6 separate regions of the Homo sapiens genome follow, and all the other regions are linked to region 4. The links are chromatin loops, found by intact Hi-C in ENCODE. Cell type or tissue: heart left ventricle. All regions are shown on one strand. Region 1 has its middle 180 kb from the start of TXNL1. Region 2 has its middle 48 kb from the start of LINC01416. Region 3 overlaps LOC105372135 (a long non-coding RNA gene). Region 4 overlaps LINC03069 (long intergenic non-protein coding RNA 3069). Region 5 overlaps LOC105372130 (a long non-coding RNA gene). Region 6 holds the start of LOC107985183 (a long non-coding RNA gene).

What was found. A loop is a pair of places that touch in the nucleus more often than their neighbours do. Peaks named below come from ENCODE experiments on the same cell type or tissue, not always from the same donor. Only the 100,000 strongest peaks of a DNase experiment are listed, where the experiment ranks them.
Region 1: it touches region 4 in a loop (2.2-fold over the local background); 2 of 110 quality-filtered maps call a loop at or near these places.
Region 2: it touches region 4 in a loop (3-fold over the local background); 9 of 110 quality-filtered maps call a loop at or near these places.
Region 3: a loop joins it to region 4, with 7 times the contacts of the local background. A loop is called at or near these places in 7 of 110 quality-filtered maps.
Region 5: it touches region 4 in a loop (6-fold over the local background); 6 of 110 quality-filtered maps call a loop at or near these places.
Region 6: a loop joins it to region 4, with 2.7 times the contacts of the local background. A loop is called at or near these places in 9 of 110 quality-filtered maps.

What each region holds. Positions count from the first base shown.
Region 1 is chr18:56,453,402-56,457,401 of GRCh38, forward strand. No RefSeq gene overlaps it. Among named protein-coding and RNA genes, the nearest start is that of TXNL1, 180 kb to the right of the region's middle. In heart left ventricle, no CTCF peak of the experiment used is centred here; no DNase peak of the experiment used is centred here.
Region 2 is chr18:55,870,655-55,874,654 of GRCh38, forward strand. No RefSeq gene overlaps it. Among named protein-coding and RNA genes, the nearest start is that of LINC01416, 48 kb to the right of the region's middle. In heart left ventricle, no CTCF peak of the experiment used is centred here; no DNase peak of the experiment used is centred here; H3K27ac peaks cover 548 bases.
Region 3 is chr18:56,574,676-56,578,675 of GRCh38, forward strand. It overlaps LOC105372135 (a long non-coding RNA gene), which reads left to right. Exons shown (of 2, transcript XR_935514.4): 2 at 1-490. Among named protein-coding and RNA genes, the nearest start is that of TXNL1, 62 kb to the right of the region's middle. In heart left ventricle, a CTCF peak has its summit at 1,589 (motif pointing left); DNase peaks (open chromatin) are centred at 401 and 2,406; H3K27ac peaks cover 1,054 bases.
Region 4 is chr18:56,080,900-56,084,899 of GRCh38, forward strand. All of the region lies in intron 3 of LINC03069 (long intergenic non-protein coding RNA 3069), which reads right to left. The region is part of intron 2 of LINC01905 (long intergenic non-protein coding RNA 1905); the gene reads left to right. LINC01539 (long intergenic non-protein coding RNA 1539) reads right to left here. Exons shown (of 9, transcript NR_040026.1): 9 at 2,457-3,051. Among named protein-coding and RNA genes, the nearest start is that of LINC01905, 41 kb to the left of the region's middle. In heart left ventricle, a CTCF peak has its summit at 2,257; a DNase peak (open chromatin) is centred at 2,272; H3K27ac peaks cover 2,250 bases.
Region 5 is chr18:55,790,134-55,794,133 of GRCh38, forward strand. It overlaps LOC105372130 (a long non-coding RNA gene), which reads left to right. Exons shown (of 9, transcript XR_007066382.1): 6 at 1,584-1,765. Among named protein-coding and RNA genes, the nearest start is that of LINC01415, 10 kb to the left of the region's middle. In heart left ventricle, no CTCF peak of the experiment used is centred here; no DNase peak of the experiment used is centred here.
Region 6 is chr18:55,859,495-55,863,494 of GRCh38, forward strand. LOC107985183 (a long non-coding RNA gene) reads right to left here and starts at 1,395. Exons shown (of 3, transcript XR_001753452.2): 1 at 1,136-1,395; 2 at 514-549. It overlaps LOC105372131 (a long non-coding RNA gene), which reads left to right and starts at 3,492. Exons shown (of 3, transcript XR_002958213.2): 1 at 3,492-3,819. In heart left ventricle, a CTCF peak has its summit at 1,968 (motif pointing left); no DNase peak of the experiment used is centred here; H3K4me3 peaks cover 60 bases; H3K27ac peaks cover 10 bases.

The DNA of each region.
Region 1 (4,000 bases), 370 kb after region 4:
TTCGATCAAGCATTGTATTTGTCAGAGTACATGATTGGGGTAGCACTGACAGAAATTTTATCACATTTAACATTTGTTCATTTCACACTTCAGGCTCTCTCTCGATCGCAGAATTTATTTCATTGGCATTTGTCATATCTCGGCTATCTTCTTTCACCACTTTGTAGATGGTGGCTTTTTTAGGCGACTTTTTCTGAGCTGAGGATTTTTTTTCTAGGATGCCAATCCAATCTGGTATTTCAAAATGCCAACACCATTGGCCCTGCTGGAAACCGATTAAACAATTTCTATGCCTAACAGCTCTTTTCAAGTTGCTGAGTTTTTGATTTTCATTTCTTAAGGCTAAATTTTCACACACACAAAAATTGCCCACTCTTTGCATGCAAATGAAGCAGTTTAGAAATGGAAATTCAAGCACAGTGAGCCCTGCATTAATTTACAAATCCATGGCATATTTAAAATATTTTTTCAAATTGCTTCACACGTTTTGGGTGTGTGACACATCGCCATTTAACTTAGTCAAAGTTATTTTGCTGATAAACTTTAGATAACTCTAAAGAAGGCATCTTTGGGAGAACCAAGGAAGAACTGTTTTCTGTTCCATTACATATATTTTTTTCATTAAAATAAAACGGGATCAACTTGGGTGAGCTAGAGCTCCCTTATAAAGACAGGAATTTCTCACCCAGATGAGAAATTTGAGTGAATGGAAGAGGAAAGGGAAATCAATGTCCTTGTGAGTAAAAGTCTATGAAAGTACAGTGTGTATGTCATCAACACTTTACATTTCAATCGCTTCATTTCTGGTTCCTATAAGAAGAGAACCCAAACGTATCTTCACGCCTCTGCAGAGATAAAAATAGGTAATCATCACTAGTCTTCAGAAAAGTATATCCTAGCTTTCTGTTTTATATTTGCAAAGCAAGAATGTACATTTGCCTCAAATAGGGCTATTGAAGGGAAAGACTTTTTATCCTTTCATTTTCTTATACTGCATCAAAGCTAGCACATTTTAGAACTGATATTCCTCAGGTTTTTTTTTTAATTTAAAGGAAACCATCCATTTATCAATATCAATCAGCCTGTTCCTGACCAATTCAGATTTCAATCAGACTTATAAACTATAACGTGCCCTAATTATGAAGTCATAATAAGTAACACAGTGGTATTGGTGCAGGGACAAATTGTCCATGGAAAAGATTAGAGAGACCTGAGAAGACTCACACATATACAGAAAATCTGACATTGCAAATAAGTGGGAAAGGAAAGACCTCAGTAAGGGTGCTAGGACAATGGGAAAGAAAGAAAGAAAAAGAAGGGAAGGAAGGAAGAATGGAAGGAGGGAGGGAAGGAAGGAAGGAAGGAAGGAAGGAGAAAAAAGGGAGGGAGGGGAAAAAAGGGAGGGAGAGAGGGAAAGGAAGGAAGAAGGGAAGGAGGGAGGGAGGGGAGAAAGCAGAGAAAGAAAGGAAGGAGGGGGAGGAAGGATAGAAAGAAAAGAAAAGAAAATGGGTTCCCCTCACACACACTGTTCACTAAAATCAGTTCCAGATAGATGAATAACATATGGAAAAGAAAACTTCACAATTTTTAGGTAAAAAATAGGAAAACATTTCTGTGACATTAGGATGAAGGAGGAGAGAAAACAAGTCACAAAAAGAACTATAAAGAAAAAAATATAGATTCAACCACATTAACTTCCACTCATCAGAAGACAACAAAAGAGAGTAAAGAAGCAAGACCCCAAAACTGGGAGAAGATGTCTATAATAACTATAATTAACAAAAGAAGAATATCCATAAAATAAAGAACTTCAATGATTCAAGAAAAAAACAACCCAAGAGGGGACACACAGCCTATGGGCAAAAGAGATGAAGGGGCATTTCAAAGAAGACGCAAGATGAATGCCCATTACACAAATGGGGAAATGTTCATGAATCATCAGGAAAATGCATAATGAAATCACTAGGAGATACCATTCACCCCCATGAGGTGGCAAAACATTTTAAAGTATGACATATCAAGTATTAAAATGGTGTCCAGTAAGGATATGGAATAACAGGCACTCCTGTACACTGGCGGTGGGAGCAAAGTTGTTACTCTCAATTTGGAATACTATTTAGCATCACCTAGTAAAATTAAACTTAGGCCAGATGCAGTGGCTCACATCTGTAATCCCAGCACTTTGGGAGGCCGAGGCAGGCAGACCACCTGAGGTCAGGAGTTTGAGACCAGCCTGGCAAACATGGTGAAACCCCGTCTTTACTAAAAATACAAAATATTAGCTGGGCATGGTGGCACGAGCCTGTAATCTCAGCTACTCAGGAGGCTGAGACAGGAGCATTGCTTGAACCTGGAGGCGGAGATTGCAGTGAGCCAAGATCATGCCACTGCACTTCAGCCTGGGCAACAAGATCAAAACTCCGTCTCAAAAATAAATAAATAAATAAACTTGTGCACACTCCACAGCCACTCCCAGATGTATTCACTCCCAGATAATACAGCCAATCCCAGATGTAGATATAGATGATATAGATATAGATACAGACATCGAGCCAAGAGAAGCTTGTGCACATGTTTACCGGTCCATATACATAAGAATATTCACAGTATCATTGTTCTTTGGAGCAAAACAAGCCAAACATCTGTAAACAGAAGAATATATGAATGAATGATGACACAGTCATATGCTGGAATGTAATACAGCCACACATTAACATAGTTAAATCTGAAATATATAACATTGAGCAATCAAAAAGCAAGTTTCAGGAAAAATGCATACATAAACCTTTATTTACCTGAAGTTCTAAAACAAGCAAAATTAAGTAATAGCTTATTTAGGAATATCTATACATAAAGAAAACCAAAGGTGCTATTAACACAAAATTCAGGATAGTGACTATCTCTGGAGAGTAGAAGAGGGGATTACAATCTGGGGAGGTCCTGCCTAAGGCTCCACAAATATCAATACTATTTCTCCTCTTAGTGGGTTCATTTTATCATTAGTCTTGAAATTGTATATAGATATTAGACATATTTCTTTGGAATTATTATATGTTTATTTTTTAAGTTTTAAAACAAACTTTGATGCATGAGAGCCAAATCAAGGCTACAAATATGCACCATCCTCCCGACCACAACCTACTCCAATTTGTCTTAAATAGTGAGTTATTTCCAAAACTTTTCTCCAGAAGGCATGTGAGCTTCTTTCTCACAACACTGTGGGAGAAGAATACAAGCTGATACAATAGCATTGATTCTGAAAGCCCTTTGCACACCCGTGCTTATCACTGCTGTTACGGTTGTGTTGTCGTTCGTGCTGCTGTTATCTATCATGCTTGTCTTTCTGCCATGTCATAGACTGAAAAAACACTTGAAAGTTTGTTGACTTGATGCATCCATTCCATTTTAATAGCTCCTATGGTGGGTGACATTTGAAAAAAAGTCTCCAGCAAAGAATCTTATCCTGAAGTCCCACTGGAGCAAACTTTGTACAGGTAGACATTAGACAGAGGTTTTCCGGGGAAGCATCTTTATCTTGTATAGATGTGTTTAGTCCATGCTTGTTAGACCCCAAATTTCTATATGCAGACCCAAAAAAATGATGGAAGTGTATTTCTTCAAATCTTAAATGCACTTTCTTTAGCTACTTTATCATCTCTCAAATCAGGATGCATTTGCAATCTATGGCATAACATGGTTTGACAGCATTTTTTTTCTTTCTTAGTAAAACACAAAATAATGGTTTTCTTAAAGTTGATGGTTTTTTACTTTCTCTAGCATATAACATCAAGTTTCCACAGGAATTCCCATATTCCCATCAATTGGAGAGAAAAAAAAGCAGATGCCAGAACATAGAGATCAGATGCTGCCACACTGCCTAGAGACTGGAAATGACAGCCTGCAACAAGCCACACCTGAAGGCTGCTCTTGAGGGCAGGAAAACAGAAGGTCCAAGGAGAAGGAAAACGCTGTTTTGGTTCCATTTGAACCAAAATGCTGG
Region 2 (4,000 bases), 210 kb before region 4:
CTGTTTCATGCATGTGCAATTACAAGCCGTTTTAGCAACTAGTAAAACTACAGGTGTCTGGGTTTTAATGTAACCGTTTAAAAAGAGCAGTTCATGGGCCTCTGATTATTATTTTTTATAGCTGGCAATGTTCCTAAAGTAGACTGCCAGCTCAAGGGTTAAACATAACTCTGTTTCTCTCCCATCTGGTGGAATCTCTGAAACCCATTTGTAAATTAATTTTTGAAACTTTGAATCCATACTGCTGCATACAGTTATTGTATTCTGCACAGACAGCTTGTACTGCTGCTTTACATGGCTCCAACAACAAACAATTAACTGGATTTTGAGTGGTGGATGCTAAAGTCATTAAGTACGTGTATCTATTTGGCTTGCTAACTCCTATACCATAACAGAGACCACAGTTACCATCAAATCACTTTGATAAATAATGTTGTCATGTAGTTTCATAACAGCTGTAGAATGTCGATCAGTGCCTTCTTAATCAGAAGTTCAGTTCTGTATAAATGAAAAATTTCACTTGGAGATCTCTCTTATTTTTTTTTATTTTTTTTATTTTTTGAGACTGAGTTTCGCTCCTGTCAAAACTCAGGCTGGAGTGCAATGATGCGATCTTGGCTCACCGCAACTTCCGCCTCCTGGGTTCAAATGATTTTCCTGCATCAGTCTCCCGAATAGCTGGGATTACAGGCACCCACCACCATGCCTGGATAATTTTGGTATTTTTAGTTGAGATGGGGTTTCACTATGTTGGCCATGCTGGTCTTAAACTCCTGACCTCAGGTGACCCGCCTGCCTCGGCCTCCCAAAGTGCTGGGATTACAGGCGTGAGCTACTGCTGCGCCAGACCAGATTTCTCCATTTTTAACCTCTCTCCATTTAAGAGCAGATGGAAGATGAAAGAGTTCTAAGAACTATTTTAACAACTACTGAAATTCATTATTTGCCAATAAAATAGTCCAAGAATAAATTCGTCTGCTCTTAGAAGAGAAAGATAGGTATGTAAAAATATAAGTGGAGAGAATTGATTTACAGATTAATTTCATTAGACTAAAATTAAGATTTCAAATTTTTAAAAAATGCTGTCCAGCACTCCCAAACTCAACACACATGGTAGCAGGTACAAGTCAAAATCAATTACAAATTTGAGTTTGCTGCACTGTAGTAAAGATAAGTTGAGCTGCTATATTTAAGGCTCTGGTGACATTTCCATTATGAATATAAGCATCACTTTTCAGGGATTTATTGCTCAGCCATAACAATTTTTAGGCACGATCAGTTATGAAATTGTAGGACTTGGCTTTCAGACCAGATATTTTTATTTACTTCTTTTGAATTAAGGAAGAGTTTAAAGGATGGAGAGAGTAGAAGCATGGTTACCAGAGGCTGCGAAGGATAGTGGGGGGCTGGGAGGAAGGTGGAGATGGTTAATGGATACAAAAAATTAGCTAGAATGAGTAAGACCTACTATATGATAGCACAATAGGGTGACTATAGTCAATAATAACTGAATTGTACATTTAAAAAAACTTAAAGAGTGTAATTGGATTGTTTGTAACTGAAAGGATAAATGGCTAAGGGGATGGATACCCCATTCTCCATGATATGCTTATTTCATATTGCTTTCTGGTATCAAAACATCTCATGTACTTCATAAATATAGACAACTACTATGTACCCACAAACGTTAAAAATAAAACAATTTTTAAAAAGAAAAAAGAAAGAATTTAAATGTTCTGGATGAATGAAAACAAATTAACAGTAAGAACTATGAACATTTCCTTTGTTAAATAAAATTTGGCCATTTCACAGAAGCATTGAAAACTGTAGTTAATTTCTTGGTAATATATTTTCATTTGCCCTTTATTCCTAACAGCATGATGATGTTTCTATGGCAGAGATGAACCTAGAATTGATGACACCCCAAACACTTTCATTCTCCATATGCTAATTATTACTCAAATTAGAGAGAGAAAATTTTCCTTGTGTTTTATGATAGGCTTAAAACATAAAATAAGTGAAGATTAGCTTTCTAGAATATGTAAAAATTTGACTCCAGTATTGTTTTTGAATAATATTTTAGGCAAGTCAAGCCCCTGGTTAAAATCCTCAGCAGTGACTGTTGTCTTCTAAAGTCCTAATTTTCAAGGTGTTCCAAAATCAGTTCCCAGCTTACTCTTCATACCTCAGCTTTCACTAATTCTCTTTATGAATCCTACAGCAAACCTAGACTCCCTGCCCTTTGTCAGGCACATCTAATTTACCTACCCTCTTCCTTTTTCTCTCAACCCATCTCTATCTAAATCCTTCCCATTCTCCCAGGCCTACTTTAATTATAAGCACCTCCAAAGATGTTTTCTTGATCCTTCTTACAGAAGCATTTTTTTCCTCCTGAACATAAAAAAATTGGGGTTTTTGCAACAGCTGTTTATGTGTATGTTATTCACAACCTATTTCCTAATGAGGTGCTCACCTAAGGTTTGTTGATCACATAAATGCATGAATGAGTATCTGCTATTGAAGACTTACCTACTTTTGGATTTATGCTTTCTACTAGGATCAAGTGATAGATAAATAACAGAGCATGACATATAAATATGTTAATATAGATACATATGTTAACACTGTATCTTTAGGGGATCTTAGCCCATCCATAAATAAATAACATTTGAAACAAAGGCATAACAGAGGCAAAATTGATTTGCTTTAGAAGGTCATCTTCCTCTCATTCATCAAGGCTACAAATGTAGCTTTGCCTTCTGTCTCAAAGCCATTTCCATGGTTGTGTATCTGAAATGTACATATCTGTCTCCTGCGCATCCTGCCCCACATCATGCCTGGACCATCTCTGGACCACAAAACATTTTCCCAAAAGGTCTCTTTGATTCCAGCTGTCATGGGCTGTCAGGATGAACTTCCTAATATGCTGATAAGAATATGTCAATCCCCTGCTTAGAAATCTCTAGGTGGGGGATTGACTACTCACAAAGTAAACTTCTGATCTACAAGTAAAATTCAAATCCCTTAAGGTGTCATTCAGTGCTCTCAATCATCTGCTTTCAATGTTCCCTTCTGGCTTCATCTCCTCTGGTCTCCACCACATGGCTTATGCTCATTCTCTTGGCTAACTTCACCTCCATGAAAATGCAATTATACTTCCTTCTTGTAGACTGGAACACTCTTCCTCACTTTCCGCCTATCCTTTAAAGCAGTGGTCTCCAATCATTTTGGCATCAGGGACTGGTTTCATGAAAGACAATTTTTCCATGGACCTGCTGGGTGGGGATGGTTTCAGGATGAAACTGTTCCATCTCAGATCATTAGGCATTAGACTGTCATAAGGAGTGCACAACCTACATTCCTCACATGCACAGTTCACAATAATGCTTCTATGATAATCTAATGTCACCACTGATCTGACTGGAGGCAGAGCTCAGGCAGTAATGCTCACTTGCCCGCCACTCACCTCCTGCTATGCAGCCTGGTTCCTAACGGGCCACAGACAGGTACTGTCCATGGCCCGGGGATTAGGGACCCCTGTTGTTTTAGGTTTGACTTTAGTGCTCCATTCTCTGCCAAGTCTTCTGTGATCCAAGTGGTCAGAATGTATTGCATTTCATTTGGATTTTTGTATATACCTCTATTTCACTGTACCTAGACCTATGGTGAGTAGCTTGTATTTTCAACCCTACCAAATCACTACTTCTAGAAAACAGGAACCATGACATCATTATGTTTATGTATATCTCTTTGAGCTAGTAGTGTCTTCTTATATTGCTTTCTACACAGTAGTTAATTGCCTTGTGATGAATTCAACCACACCTTTTGGGTATATAATATACCTTAATGAGAATTGTATTCCTAGGATAAATAAATAAATAATTTCAGAAAATGCTAATCAACAATTATCAGTTAATCATGTGCTTATAATTGATGAAGCATTGACTCATCAGATTTGAATCATCAGGTAGATTTTAGTGACTTATCTGTGTTATTGTTT
Region 3 (4,000 bases), 490 kb after region 4:
GAGTGTGAGCATGAGTAAATCCTTTCACTCTTGGAATGAGAAGGAAATAGTAAACCCACTTTCTAGGCTAATCATGTGATATTTTACCAAACTCTGAGTTTAGAAAGATGTTATATAATCTGGCTTTTATTGCATGTATTTAGATCGATTTTATCAAGCCATGTTCCCTGATACATATTAGGATTGCACCTCAAAGTCTTGGGTAGCCTTAGGTCATATTTCAGCTGTGGTTCTTTTGTTTAGAGCAAGAAGTATGTGGAAGTATTTTGTTTTGTTTTTATCAATCTTGGTAGCTCACGTGATGTCCTTCAAGAGCCAGCCATACTCTGGGGCTTATCGTCTTGGCAGAAAAAGCAACTGTCCAGAGGTCAAACAAGGGCCTGTTTCCTCCCCTGCGAGCCAGCTGAGACCTTCCATTCCCAGACTGAGTTTCAGTCCTTTAGTTTAGCCTTAAGGCTTTGTTCCCTAATAAAATGCAACACACTGGAAAGACTGCCACTAAGTTACTCTCAGATTTACTTTACAAGGATGAGTTGAGATCAACTTTTGATGAGCAGAGGAGGGCCAAATAGACCATGTGTCCTTGGGAGGGAAGAGCTGTGTCCCTGGGATGGGGAGCATTTTGGAACCAGAGGTTGGAAGCACCAAAGCCGAACAGTTCCTTCTCACCAGTGCTTCCCAGGCAGAGCCTCACAAAACAGCACAATTGTGGCAATTCCCCTGTGAGGCTTCTTTAAGAACCCTATTTTCCCTGGTTTAAGTAAACTCAAATATTTCATTTGTATTTCTGTAAGCACACATTTTCAACTCTTGCTGCCTTCTTGGCTGTTGAATGACTGTCATCACCATGTGTAGAATCATGGATCTAAGAATCCTCAGTGTCACTTAGTCCAACTTTCTTCCCCAAATAGTCTCTTCTAGGATATCTTCCCCATTGATGGCCACTATGTAGGTGCTTGAACCTTTGCAGTAACAAGGACTTCATTGCTTCATAAGGCACTGTGTTACATGATGGACTATTGTATTTTTAGGAAGTTCTTTTTATTGAATCAAACTTTATCTCTCTAAACATCAATTGATCATTTCTAGTCTCCCAGAATTACTTTGGTTAATGGATCTCAAAGTCTAAATTCAAACATTGTCACCTAAGCATTGAGGTCCTCCCCTTTTTTGTTCCTCTCACTAGTCTAGTTTTATGAACAATCCTATGAAACCTCGATGACCACACATCTGACAAGCCCATTACTGTTTCAAAAGGAAAGGAAGGTAGGGATCTACAAGCTAATGTCTCCAAAGCAGATCTTAGCACAATTCTGATTCTGCATCCAGCACATGACATTCTCCCTGGAGATAATCCCAATGCCTGCTTAATAGGTTAGAGTCCCAGCGTTTAATATCTGACCGCATTAAGAGTTTTTAACATCTCACTTAAAATTAATCCATAACAGATATTTTTGACATAAAACTCAAAAGGAAATAGCTTCCTACCCAAATTAACTACAAAATCGGGAAAAACTTTAAAAGTTTCTGTATTAGACTGTACACAAGCCTGCCTACTGTATTTAACTGGACTCTTCATGACATCTAGTGGCGAAATCTGGAAAAGTTTCCAGTACTCTAAACGTGGCAGAAGGTGGGAAAACAATTTTTAATCCTATTTGATATTCACTGTTTGAATATTATGTTTTGTGAAATCGTAAACTGAATTCATCTGTCAATCCATTATAATAGTATACTCATTTTTATTTTAGGCATATCTGTGGCTTTATACCTTTTAAATTTGGGCTGACTTTGAAATCAATCACATCTATTTTTTCACGGATGTCAGAAAGAACCACATTGGTTTAGGGGGAGAAAAACATTCTGGATAAGCATAAATAACAACATTTTTAGCTGGAAACACACCACAAAAATGTTTTGCATAACTGTATTCATCTTCAAATGTAGTTTTAAGACTCAATTCCTGTGAAATCTGAGTCATTTATAGCTAACCTTGAATGTATTGTTATTCACAATTAGAAGTAGATAAATTTCACAGGCAGAGAAGCTGACAAGTCTTTAAGACTTCACACTTAGTTTTGCAGGAAGAGCTGAAGTTAATTAGAAGTGATTATACATACATTGCATGTGTGTGTGTATTTGTGTTGTTGCACACAGACACCACGAAGGCCTTGGGAAGGTTGCATTTTTTATGTTTTAAAAATAAACATAATCTCCTTCCCATGTGTTGCTATAAGCCCAGTAAATCTAGGAAGCTCAGCAGGGTTGAACAAGGTCATTTCTCGTCAGGACTCCAAGGGGGAGCAGGAAGCAACCCTGTGCATCAGATGCTGGCATCCTAATCCCTGCTCAGCAAGAGCTTCCCAGGCATGTGGGACAGGTCGTGCCAGCGCCGACACACTGGCAGACCGAGGCTCTGACGCCAGCCACGCTCCGTATCAGCACTGCGGCTCCCTACCTACCGTGCCCCTGGAAGACGAAAATATATCCTCACTCTCACAGTAAAGGCAGGATTCCAACCGAGTCTGCTCACTTCTTGGTTCTGGTAAACAGGAAAGTAGTCATGAAAAGATACATCTAATCACTATCTCAGAATCAGGGAGGCTTTATTGATTTGGTTTTTTGTCGAATTTAAATATATGTTAAATAAATATATAAAGATATGTAAATTATTTTGTTGAATTTAAGATATATATTTAAAACAAATGGATAATTAATGCATATTTAAATTCAACAAAACCCAAAACAAATGAAGAAAAAAATATAGATATATATCTCCATAGATCTTCTGCTACAGAGAAGAAACAGAACATATACCAAAAGACATTATAAACATGTAGGTAAAAACAACTCCAAAATAATATATAAGAAACAGAGAGTGGTGTTTCCCTGTGAGAAAGATCTGGAGACTAGAAGTGAGGGTAGAGATATGGAGATGAGGAAATCATTTTTCTCTGTATACTTATACTCTTTGAAAACTAGCTGTATTACCTAGTAAGAAATATATTTCAGCCGGGCGCAGTGGCTCATGCCTGTAATCCCAGAACTTTGGGAGGCTGAGACAGGTAGATCACTTGAAGTCAGGAGTTTGAGACCAGCCTGGCCAACATGGCAAAATCCTGTCTTTACTAAAATTACAAAAAAATTAGCCAGCTATGGTGGTGTGCACCTGTCATCCCAGCTATCGGGAGGCTGAAGCAGGAGAATTGCTTGAACCCAGGAGGAGGAGGTTCTGGGTAGCCAAGATTGCACCACTGCACTCCAGCCTGGGTGAGAGTGAGACTCTGTCTCAAAAAAAAAAAAAAAAGGTATTTCAATTTTGAAATACCATAAATAATTTGGCCCAAAATTTGTCCTCACCTTGGTGTGAGGTGATATAGGTCTTTGGATATATGATTTTAAAAATTAATAAGGTGACTTCTGTTTTCTGGTTTAGACTATAAGGTGCTTAAAAGTCACCATTCTGGCCAGGCATGGTGGCTCAAACCTGTAATCCCAGCACTTTGGGAGGCCGAGGCGGGCAGATCACCTGAGGTCAGGAGTTCAAGACCAGACTGACCAACGTGGTGAAACCCATCTGTACTAAAAATACAAAAATTAGCTGGTCATGGTGGCACACACCTGTAATCCCAGCTACTAGGGAGGCTGAGGCAGGAGAATCGTTTGGATCAAGGAGGCAGAGGTTGCAGTGAGCCGAGATCACACCATTGCACTCCGGCCTGGGTGACATCTCAGAAAAAAAAAAAAAAAAAAAAAAAAGTCACCATTCCATCCAAACAACAAGTGAAAAACTAAATATACTGAAAAATCAACAACTCTTCTTAGATCCATCAGCTCCTCACAGAGATCTATCAGTGAGGTCACAGGGGAGGCCACCGCCCCAAAAATTGGAGAGAGAGGCAGATACAGGGAATCACAATGTACCAGAGCAGAAGCCTGCACAGAAACCAGCACCAGGGTAAGAAAATCTAAACTGTGACTGATGAAGTGATGGAGGCTC
Region 4 (4,000 bases):
TTCACATCATAAACATTGATTATAAGAAAAGCTTGAATTATCACCAAACTTTGAGCTTACCAGTTAGTCTCCATCTGTTATTGTTATTTAGGCTTTAGGACAAGAAGTTCAGCAATGTATATGTTGGGTCTACCAAGTCTTCAATCTTAAACTGCTTATTTTTTCCTCATTTTCTGCTTTCTAGATGATCCAGCTCCTCCATTGTCTTTCATGTGAAGTTTTGTCTTGTAACTAATCCCACAGCCCTTTTTCCTTGAAATTGAATGCCCTATCTGCCTATATGCAGTTACTACCATTCTACTCCAGATTTTACAATGCCTCTGCTATGTGATATCCTGGCTCCACAAACAAATTATACAATTTTTATTGGTGGGAGGCAAGTCTCACATTTATTTATGAATCCATCCTGGTGCCTACCCCTGTGCTAAGCACCATAGAAAATACTCAGCAAACACTGTTGAACATTTAAATAAAATAAAGAATTGCTAAAAGTCTTTTTACCATGTAAGAGTTCAATATAGAAGCTTAAAGCAGGAAGAAACTTAGACCTCCCTCTTATGCCAAGTAGAGAATTTGATTAACTTGGTCATTAGTCAATGAATATTGAGCTCTATTGGCAAACAGCTGTCTGTTAAGCACTATGGGAGACACATATGGTAGATAAAGCAAGTTCTTGCTCTCATGAAAGTTAAGATTTCTATTAAACATTTTCCTTTTGCTTCATTGAAAAGACATTTAATTTGTCATACATTTATAAGATATGGGTCAGGAAACACCAACACATTTAAACTCAGGTAACTATATGGTAAACAAAGGTGGAAAAAAGAGGTAGCTTCCATTGAAACATCTAATAATTACTAGCTCTTTCAAGGCTAAAAACAGTTTGTCTCCATGAAGTCACTTTAATCTAGTCCAATTGTTAGACAAAAACATTTTACAATGCAGACATTTTTGGAAGGCAATTGACCATGTATAAAAAACATCTGTATTTTTCAAGCAAGATAGTGGAGTGTTAAATTTTCTGTTGAGGTCAGCTCTCCAGCAGTGTATTTGATGATTTCATTGACATCCTGCTGCAGTTTCTTTTAAGGACTGGTAATTTGAAGTTTTTGGTTTCTCTTTTTAAATTTTCATCACTTCTGTTAGAGACAAAAATATGGGTTCCCCTTACAAGTGATTGTTTAAAAATGTGAAAGTCAAACAAACAATTAGTGTCCTACCAGATTGTCAATACTAATGGTTATGAGAATTGGAATGGTGACCCCAGGACAAGCAGTCTTTTTGGAAACATTTGCAGTGATGGCCTGGAAAATGTGAGGTTAAGAGAATATGAGAGGTAATCTTCTATGGCAGGAGAGCCTGCTTGGAATCTTCCTAAAAAAATAAGCAAAATCAAAGGCCAATCCTGTAAAATTTCCAAAACCCTTCACTGGAGTGGAATATTGCAATCATGAAGAAAGTCGCAGTAGAGAAAAAAAACAAACAAACATAAAGCATCAAATCTTATCCAACTTTTTGACAGCTAATCACAGCCATGTTAAATGTTACTGGGACTAAGAGCTTGAATGGTGTCATTAATGTTTTGGCCTATGAAATGTTGGCAGATAATTTATGTATTTCATGTGTAATGAAGCAAACCATCATACCACCCTACCTAAGGACGTTCTTCTATGAAATCACCTAAGAATTAGATGCAGACGACGCCAAGGCTTTCTGGATACTGGCAGAATCAAGTTTTTTTCTATGCAATGTCTGTCCTCCCAGTCTTGCCCCACAGTAAACACTTCAGCCTCACTTAGGTATAAGCCAGTCAGGGTTAATCCAACTATCCCAAGGAGGGCACAGTAAAAAAATGCCTCATTTGCCAACTTCTGCCCTCATTTGGTTTATTTTGAGCACTTCATTAAAAATAAAATGTATTATCACCTCTTCATTTATCTTCCCTATCCAGAAGGTTTGGCTGAAAGATTGATCTGATTCCAGATACTAAGGAAGTATCACTTTGCAGCCAATCACTCTGGGTTTTCTGGTATCCTAACCCAATGCTTTTAATAGAGATGTGTTTTCCAATGCAGACTCTCCAAATGCTATTTCCTACCAGTGTGCAGAGAGAGGCAATGCTGACAATATTTCTACTCATCTTTTAAGTTACTGGAAGGTGATTCTATAGCATATGGCTGTTAAGTTTAACAAAAGTAGGGGGAGGAGGAGAAAGGCCTGGCCATGAACATTCAGGAAGCTGGACCAGCGCCACCTGAAGGAGCCAGGAGGCCAGGAGGCCGGATGTGCACAGATCCCTGGGAGGAAAAAGAAGCCAGAACAGCTTAAATGGTCAAAGAATCAAATGTAAAGTGAGCTGCAAGGGTCAGATCTGGATGGAAGCCCAAATTCTGAGTCTCCGCATCCGTCCGGGGATAAACTTGGCTCCCAATCAGGGCTGACAATTAGGCCGTACAGTTAATATTTTTACAGCTGTTTTATTAATAACACATACAGTGCATCCAGCCAGGATTTGTTGGAGACACCTCAGGAAAACGAATGATGTAAATAACAGATGGATGTAGAATATCCCTACAAACAGGCATAAAGATATTCCCTTCTTGTTTAAAAAGAATTTAAATAGACAGATTGTAGATAAACAGGCAGACAGAAAGGGGGAGAGAGAGGATTTATGATATTTGAGGTGGTGGTTGCATGCGTTCACATGGCGAAAGACATGGACGTAAACATATACACTCTCTACATGGGAGGAGATGCTCAAAGCTTTGGCTTCTGGAAAAAAAAAATGTTTCATAGTGCAAGGGCTGAGCACCACAGCCTGGGGGCCCACAGAAGCAGGTATGCTGATGTGGCTCCTCAAATAGCTCCTCTGATACGTGGTTCAAGTCCGGAGACAACTTGCATGGCTTGTCCAGGCATGCCTGAGCCCAGCCTTGACCCCCAGGCTGTCCTGGGGCATCCTTTCCTCTTTCTCCTTGTCAATATGCCATTTGAAGACCCAGTGCACTCTTTTCAATTTTGCATCAGAACTAGGAGCAGTGGTATTTCAATCTGAAAAGAGAAATTAAAAATTCAGGATCTTCATGTCTTTTGTTTTCACTCCTACTATTTTTTTTTTTTGTACTGCTTTTTCATGTGCCTGCTGCACTGTGCTCCTACCATACTTTGCAACCAGATGGCTCAGGAACGAAGAACAAAGGCCACTAAAAAGTGGGCGGGGAGAAAAGGAGAAAGAAGCAGAGGACTGAAAGTCAAGGCGAAATCAGAGATGGGAGCAAAGCTCAATTGCTTTAATCACTGATACATTTTGGTTGAATTATGAACCTAGAACAGACACTCTTCCCAGTGATCCTGTATGTGTGCTGTGTGTGCATTGTGGTGTGTGTGCCTGTACCACACGCAGCCACATCTCCAGTCTTTTATTTCACTGGTAGGCATTAAAGCCAGAATGTATTCTTTGATGTATCTCTGTGTTCCCTGACATGTGTCAAAAGTGGCATGAGATGTCTTTTTCCAGAGAGAGAATGGTTGAGCTCAGATCTGGGCACTGAGAATGAGCCCATCTGCCTGGGAAGAAAGTGTGGTTGATTCAGAAGGGCTCAGGAGTTGTATGACCTGCCATTTCACAGTGGGTGACCTCGGTCGAGTCACATCCCTTCTCTCCTTAGTTTCCTCCTCCAGAAATATCTACCCCAAGGGATGCTGGGAGTGTTAAATAGAATAACATGTTATAAACTGGGAAGCACTGTATGAAAAGATTGTGATTATTCTGGAGTATTGCAACTTCTTGCAAAATTTTACAAGTGGCTAAGAGTTGTCTTCGATGCTTTTCTGTGACCCTCCCGACTGTATTTCATGCTTTACTTAGACCCCCAACCAAGCTTGTCTCTCCAGATCATGCTGTACACTGTGAATCTTACCCATGGTTCCCAATTGAACTTACTGTTTGTGTATCATTGGAATTTTATTCAATTATAGAATGACCTAATTGTCATTTAGG
Region 5 (4,000 bases), 290 kb before region 4:
AAGAAATTGAATTAGAACGTTTGGCAGGATCAAGGCTTTGTCTCCTGGCCGACTGGGTGGGGAGTCCCCACCCCCAGTTCCTCCATCTCTCTCATTTTGTGCACTGTTACTTAGCAGTTTACATAAAAAGGCAGAGGGGTTATATCTCCATACATTGATATATTTAATATATTAATAGATTTTTTTTTCTATCCTTGAGGTAATTGCATTTCTTTACTTGTTTCCTGAGGACATCCTCCTGATCTCTGCAACCCTCCCTTTTCCCTATCCCAGGACTAGACAGCTAGACAGTGAGTCACCCAGAACAAAGGCTAAAAATATTTGAAAATCCTCTGGTCTTAGTGTAAATCAGAAAGATTTGAATGCATACTTGTTGAGTGAGTTTTGCTGCCTTTAGAGACTAATCTAGTTCAGAGTTTTAATTATATATCCCCAGGGGCAGGGTAAGAGGAGGGGGAGAATGCACTATAGAAATAGAGAGCAGGAGGTGAAGGAACTACAGATCTCTACCAGGGAAGGCACTCTCTGTCCCCAACCCTGGTGAAGTGCATGGAAGCCCACTTAGCACCCAGCTGCCCTTCTCACTGACCATGAGTAAGAGCCATCTTTGAGCAGCATTTAATATGGCACTCTAGAGCTAGGTTTGTGTATTCCCGAGACCCTGCCCAGGCCTCATCTATCTTACAACAACCCTAGGTGTGGGGCTTAAGGTGGTGATAACAAAAAAAAAAAAAGAGGAAGCCCCTGCTTCTCTCCAAAGAGGCATTAGCTGGAGCTAGACTGAACTCTTCCACAGGACAAGGAAAGTGGTAGAAGACACTATCCTGTTATGTATGTCTTCATGAGTAGAAGTGGGTCTTTCTCATTGTACTGGGCTATTCTTGAAGGCAAAAATAATATCTTTTTACCTTTGCATACTCAACAGCTGGATAGTACTTGGCATAGAGCTTAATTAATGTTTATTGGATGACTAAATGAGCAAATGGCTGATTGACAAATACATGAAAGTGAAAATATTTAGAGGTAGGAGGAAGTAGCCAAAGAGAGAGACAGAGGAGAGGTAAAAGATGTTAGTAGAAGGAAGAATGATCGTTTAAACTGAGCCGAGCAATGATCGGGGCAGAAGAGGTTGAAGAATAGATCCAAGTTCGTTCAGAGCTTGGAAAAAGGGATGAAATGAAATAAGGTTAGTAGTCTCTGATATGTTGAAATGAAAAAAAAAAGCCATATTCTTAATTGCCTTAGTTAAATTTAGTTAACACTAAATTTATCTTCTTTATAGTTCTATTTCTGACCATAATACATGCCTTATACAGTTGACAGGTAAGAAATAGTCAAGATGGTCGTAGCCTCCATAAAAGATAAAGGCACAGGGCTATAATTTAAGTCTTTTGGTATTCATATATAGAGAAGCATGTCACCACCACCATTAGATAACTCTCTTTATGATCTAAAGACAGAATTCTGCTGTAAGAGTATGTTCCAAGTGCCAGATAGAATGTGTGCTCTTCTACTTTTGAGAGTGGTTTCATGTTTACTCATTCACTAATTTTTCACTCTGGGCCCTGTATTCACTCATTTAGAGGCACCAATTCAGCTCCTCTTCTGTGGAGAGACTACATGGGTGCTGAAGAAACAAAGACACAACGCAGCTCCTCTCAAAGGAGTTCAGAGCTTAGCAGGGGAGACAGAACCATGAATGCATAGTTACGCATCAATGTGCTGCACGAGCACTGAAGCCCAAGCACAAGCGGCCTGAGTCCCAGTGAGTCTAACCCCTCCCCATCCTGCCCTCCCACACCACAACCCAATCCATCCTATTGACTGCCTGCTTTATCCCCCATGCTGCTCTCAGCCTGGACACTGTATCCAGAATCCTGGGCTCTAGCAAAGACTGGAGCTCTGAAGCTCTCCTTGGTTCTCCCAGTCTCTCTCCCAGGAGCTTAGATCTTGACTCCTCCCTGGTGAATACAGCTAGACCCTGTGCTCTGAATTTTGCTCTACTCCAATGCCACTTTGTTCCACTTGTTGTTCAATCCTAGTTTGATCTAGACAAGACCTTTGGACACTAGCTTTGGACTGCCTGACTACTCTTGCTGGAGGCTGTTCTTAGCATTTCTCTCAGATCTTGTCCTCTGTTCTCATTGAAGCTCTCTGCTCCTTCATGCAATGTCTTGCTTTGAGGTCTCCCAGCTTGTCTCAGGTTAAAGTCTGTCCAATATAGCTTTGCCCCTTAGGCCTACACTGTCATGATCCTTGCGGATACCTCTTTTGGCAGGGAAACTTCCTTAGATCTCTCCAGAAGGGAGGAGCAAGATTTTGCTTCTGTCAGGGATAGCCCATATACTGAGGCCTTGTGGGCCTACAAATGCAGTCATTAGCATAATTCTTCTTTTTTTTTCCTTTTGAGACAGGGTCTTACTCTGTCTCCCAGATTGGAGTGCAGTGGTGCAATCTTGGCTCATTGCAACCTCTGCCTCCTGGGCTCAAACATTCCTCCCACCTCAGCCCCCTGAGTAGCTGGGACTACAGACATGAGCCACCACACCCAGCTAATTTTTGTACTTTTTTATAGAGATGGGGTCTTGCTACATTGCCTAAGCTGGTCTTGAACTCCTGGACTCAAGCAATCCTCCTGTCTTGACCTCCCAAACTGTTAGGATTACAGGCGTGAGCCACTGTGCATGGCCCATTCACAGATTACATTATAAGAAGCAGAAGAAGACTAGTGAGATATGAAGTGACGTGTAACTCACTCACTAACTCTACCATGTGGAAGTCAAATGCTTTGTGTTCACTTCAAGGGAAAGTATAAAATTGTGGATTAAATAACTTAATGAAATATATATGTATATGCCTGTGTGTGTGTGGGTTTGTGTGTATGCATATATTAGTGGGAAAGATGGAAATGAAAATCAGTATTTCTTAGTCTCTTACTTTAATTGTTAGGTCATGCCAATAAATTTCAACATATACTTTTTTGGTGTGATAGGGTTATTTAATTTAGAATATGACAACGTTTAAGAAAAAATGTTCTTTCTGTAATATTACCCCTTGATTTACTGAAGCTTTAGGATTACTTTTGTTAAACTCATTTGCCAATATGCCTCTCAATGTTGTATTTCTCTGCAAGAATAACAGCTTAAAACATAAAAAGACACCACAAAAAAGAAGAAAGATGATCTTTCAAACCATTTTTTTAAATTTTTATTTATTTATTTATTTATTTATTTTGAGACGGAGTCTCACTCTATAGCCCAGGCTTGAGTGTGGTGGTGTGATTTCGGCTCACTACAGTCTCTGCCTCTCGGGCTCAAGTGATCTTCCTGCCTCAGCCTCCCAAGTAACTGGGAATACAGGCATGGCCCACCAGTCCCAGATAATTTTTGTATTTTTGCATTATTATTATTTTTTAATAGAGATGGGGTTTCACCACATTGGCTGGGCTGGTCTCAAACTCCTGACCTCAAGTGATCTGCCCGCCTAGGCCTCCCAAAGTGCTGGGATTACAGGCTTGTGCCACCGTGCCTGGCCCCAAACCATTTATTTTGGAGGCAAGTGTGCTATTTCAAAATCAGAGTACTTAGTTTCAAGCCTTCAATTCTGTTAAAAGATAAATAAATAAATATATATATTTTTAAAGTAAGCAAAAATAACTTCTTTATTGTAAACACAGTATTACTGAAAATTCAAATAATTTTTGAGCTGATGGAAAAATAATTGTGAATCATCAGTTTGTCAGATGTCAACATCAGCTCAAACAAATTTGGACTGACTTCTTAACAGGTTTCTGATAGCTGAAGTAGTGGAAGTCCAGAAGGCAGATAGGGAGGAACAAGTGTAGATAGATGACCGGTTTGGAATAAATGGCATCTTGCTGCTGAAACAAGCTTCACACGTTAACCAGCAACCGTGAGGTTCCTGACTTTCCTGATCCCCAGGAGATGCTTACGCTAGGGATAAATTTCTATGTTGAAGCATTTGACAAGCTTTAGTTCCT
Region 6 (4,000 bases), 220 kb before region 4:
GTAGTTACCAATTCCATAGCATTCAAACCCATAATAAAAAACATCTGACTCCATCTTTCCCAGTTTAAGCACTCCTCTGTTTATTTTAATGAAATTTGCATATAGATGTTTGTTTTTGTAGGAGGAAAATATGTACAGTTTTTACCCAAATCTTTGTAAAATCTGTGTTGTCTATCAAGACAGTAGGAGATTCTTCTATGTGTGGTTTTTGATGACTGTGCGATCATTTATTGCACACACTCTGTATCCTAAAGAAATTTCAATTGTAATAAGCTAGTAGGCATGCATACAGTTTCCCCTTTTCTAATAAAAAGAAAACAATTTGTCAATTTTTTGGAGTTTTAAAGATTTCTATGAATAAGGGTTCTGTACAGTTGTAGGAATGACTCAAATGCACTTTGGGAAGGAAAATTGCTTTGCAATTCTTTGAGTCTTCAAACACAGCCACTGTGTTAGGAACTTCTGATTGCTAATTTGCCTGCACGCAGTCTATATGGAAATCTGATCACTTACTGTTATCCGCTGTATTTGTGCCATTTTGCTTCGAACCTGAAAAGAGAAGGAAAAAGTTTCCTTTTATAACTAAGAGAAGAGCATATTATGTGTTAGAATCTAGGCACTTTTTTTTCTTAAACTTTGGATTTTTACATGTGAATTTAGTGTACCACTTTTGCTGCCATCACAAGCCAAAATGTCAGGTTTTGTCTAAAGAGGGGATAGGTGTGTTATGGAGATTTTTACAAGTTGAAGACAACAGAATTTTGGGGAGGGTGTAGAGTATAAGTACTTGAAATGTATCAGGAGATTGGGGCGGGAAGGAAGGAACAGGGAAAAGCACAGATGCAGGGGGTGAGGAGAAAATCCATATCGTTAAGTGAAAATGGTTAAGAGCCTTACATTCTAATGAATGCCTTGAATTAACAGCACGGAAATGTGAAGATGTATTTGCTGGAATGGAGTTCTAATTTGACACACTCTACAGGATTTCTAGAGATTAAGGTTTAGAAAACTTGAAAACGACATGGGTCCAGATATCATCAATGCTCTAAAATAGGAAAATGACCACAGGTGAGAGGAAACAATCAATTCTGATCCTACTTTGACAGAGAGAGAGAAAAAAAGACCAAACAATTACTTCAATTCTTGCTGTCCATAAAAGCTCTCATCACTCCCTGCATTACTCGCAAATGTTCGCATTCGATTTAAATTCTGAATCACTAGAGCTATGGTGAGCCAGCAGCATTAAGCAGGGGATGGGGAACAAAGTCCCTTTAGGCCAGTCACCTGTTAGGTTTGGGGTAAAACAGAAATTGAAAAATTACTTTCCTCTCAAAACATTAGAGTAGCTCCAAAGCATTGAGGACTAAAACTGTTGCAGAGTCGTGTGTGTGTGTGTGTGTGTGTGTGTGTGTTTGTGTGTGTGTGTGTGAGAGAGAGACCAATGAAACAGAGGACAGAGAGAGGAAAGAGAGGAAAAAGAGTTGTCAACATGAATGAAATTGAAGAAAGATTTCCCTAAAGAATATATATATATATATATATATATATATATATATGTATTCACATATTAAAGAACATATGTGAAACTATATAAATGGAACATAAGTATTTCCAGCCATGGAATTAAAAACACACACATATTGTGTGTATATGTGTATGTGTTTTTTAAAAATTTTTTGTTAGTAGTTTTTTTGGAAGGAAAAAGGAAACAAGTGCCATTTTACCAGCTATATCATCGTATTCACAACCACCAAGCTGAGGTATCCTGACTGAGCCAATTAGCCTCGTTTAGTTCTTCATTACCCCGCATTGCTCGACCTGCTTCTGTGCATAACAGGGTTAATCATAATGAAATGAAATGAAATCATTTGATTTTATTAATTTCGTATATAGTATGTCCTCCAGAATTCTTACCAATGCTAGGACATTAGGGAATACTGCTGTGTGCTAAATTTGCTCCCTCTGCTGGCTGTCTCTGAGGGAATGGCAAAACTACTGGCTCACACATACACAAGAACTATTGTTTGGGAAAACACACACACACACACACACACACACACACCACACCAATTTGTCCTCAGGGAAACAGTACCAGTGCATTGTGAGTTAGCTCTGTGCTCTTCTGACACTGACACCAGTAGCACAACCAGCGCAACATTTTCTTCCCGGAATGCCTTGGCCACTGAAGGAAAATAAAAAGTTGGGAGGGATTGGGAGAGAAGGGGAGGCTGGAGCAGGAGGTGAGGCTTGTTCTGTATCTAAGGCTTAGATAAGAACACTGCCCCTACCTCATCTCGGGAGCTTATTTCATCTTCATTCCTTGCTGATACCTGTCAAGTTCCCAAAGGAGGGTGGGAGAGCTTTATCCTACCAGTCTTTCCCACCATGAAAGCCATTTGATACCAATAAGTGCATCACGTTTGGTTCCATAGGACTAGCTGGACAGGAGACGGGTCATGGAATTAGTTAAAAAGCCAGTGCCCATATTAGAATTCCTAGATTCACGCAATGTAAGGTAGTTTATATAAAATATGTAGAGTTAAAAAGAACAAGAGTTAATTTTCCCAAATGAGTTAGAAAATTTGAAAAGAAATAGGGAAACGCCGTGATGTAGTTTTGAACCATGCATAACATTTCCTGTGAAAGGGCATTCTGTTTAGTAATGAAAGTAGTTAAATAGATGGTGTTCCAAGCATATTTTATTTTATATACCAACCTAGAAATTGGAAAAAATCATGCAACTGTAATAAGATTTCAACAAATGAATAGATCAGATTAACCTAACATAAAATGTGTTTTTTCTTGAAGTTAGGGAAAAACTGCCTTTCTCTCTGAGATACACAAAATTATTTCTTGCCCTTTGTGAAAAGATTGAGTTAAATCGTAGCCACAGACTTGGAACCACCAGGAAATTTTTCAAAAAGAAAAAAAAAGGAAGAAAGAAAGGAAGGTAAGGAAGGATGGAAGAAAAAATGCTATCTATCAATGTAAATTCTTTAATAAAGTTTCTTAATGTACTTGATCATATGACATTAAATTCCACTTTTCCCTCTTAATGACTTTCTTAGAGAAAAAAGAAAGCCACAATCAGAAAAGATAAAGAGAATAAAAGAAATGAGTCTATAAAAATCTGAATAAATGGGAATTTATACGTTATTTAATGTCAATCTGCTCCAATTTTTATGTTTGTTATCTGTACCCGCCTGCATACCTGGGATTGCATTGAATTGTTTTGGTATCGAAATATACTCTCTTGCCTTTGAAATTCATGCAGACCTTACTTGTCCTTCAAAAAGGAAAGCATCCTGTTTTGGTTAATGGGCTTTAAAAAAACAACAACAAAAGTAAATTGTGATAGCAATTAGGCTCCTCAGTGAGCATGCTCAGTGGGTTTCTCCTGGTTGCTAGGCAACCGGCTGAAGGTGTGTGGCAAAAGAGGGCCCCAAATGTGAAAACATAAGCACCTTTGGCATAGGTTTCATCCAGTCTAGAAAGCCATGTGCATTTACTTAATTAATTATGGGATGTCCTTGGGTGGGTTTCCTGCATTCCCTTTCCGCACTTGGGGGGAAAGGTGTGGGGGTAAGGAAGGATTACAGAGTGGAGGATCAAGCAGGATGGGTTCAAGAACCACAGTGAATCCTTCCAGAAACGGCGTCGTATCTAAATTGGGTTGCAGTTTTATAGTGTGTGTGTGACCATTTATCTTTCATTTCGGGAGTCGTAGTTAGCTCTTAACCACCAAGCTCGGGCGGCTCAGTATGTCACGGCACCGTCCTAATCCCACCCTGGATCAGCGTAACAGCGCACATCGGAAATGTAAGCTTCGCAAATAAATCCATTTTCACGTACTCGAGTCGTATAACAGAAAATTTCCAGTTAAACCACATTGTTAAATTAAAGGTTGCAGCCCATATTCAAAAGCCCATCCGCAAGCTCTGGGGTTCTGCTGAAGAGGCACTTACAGTAGTTCAGAGAACGATGCAGTGAAGTAAAAATG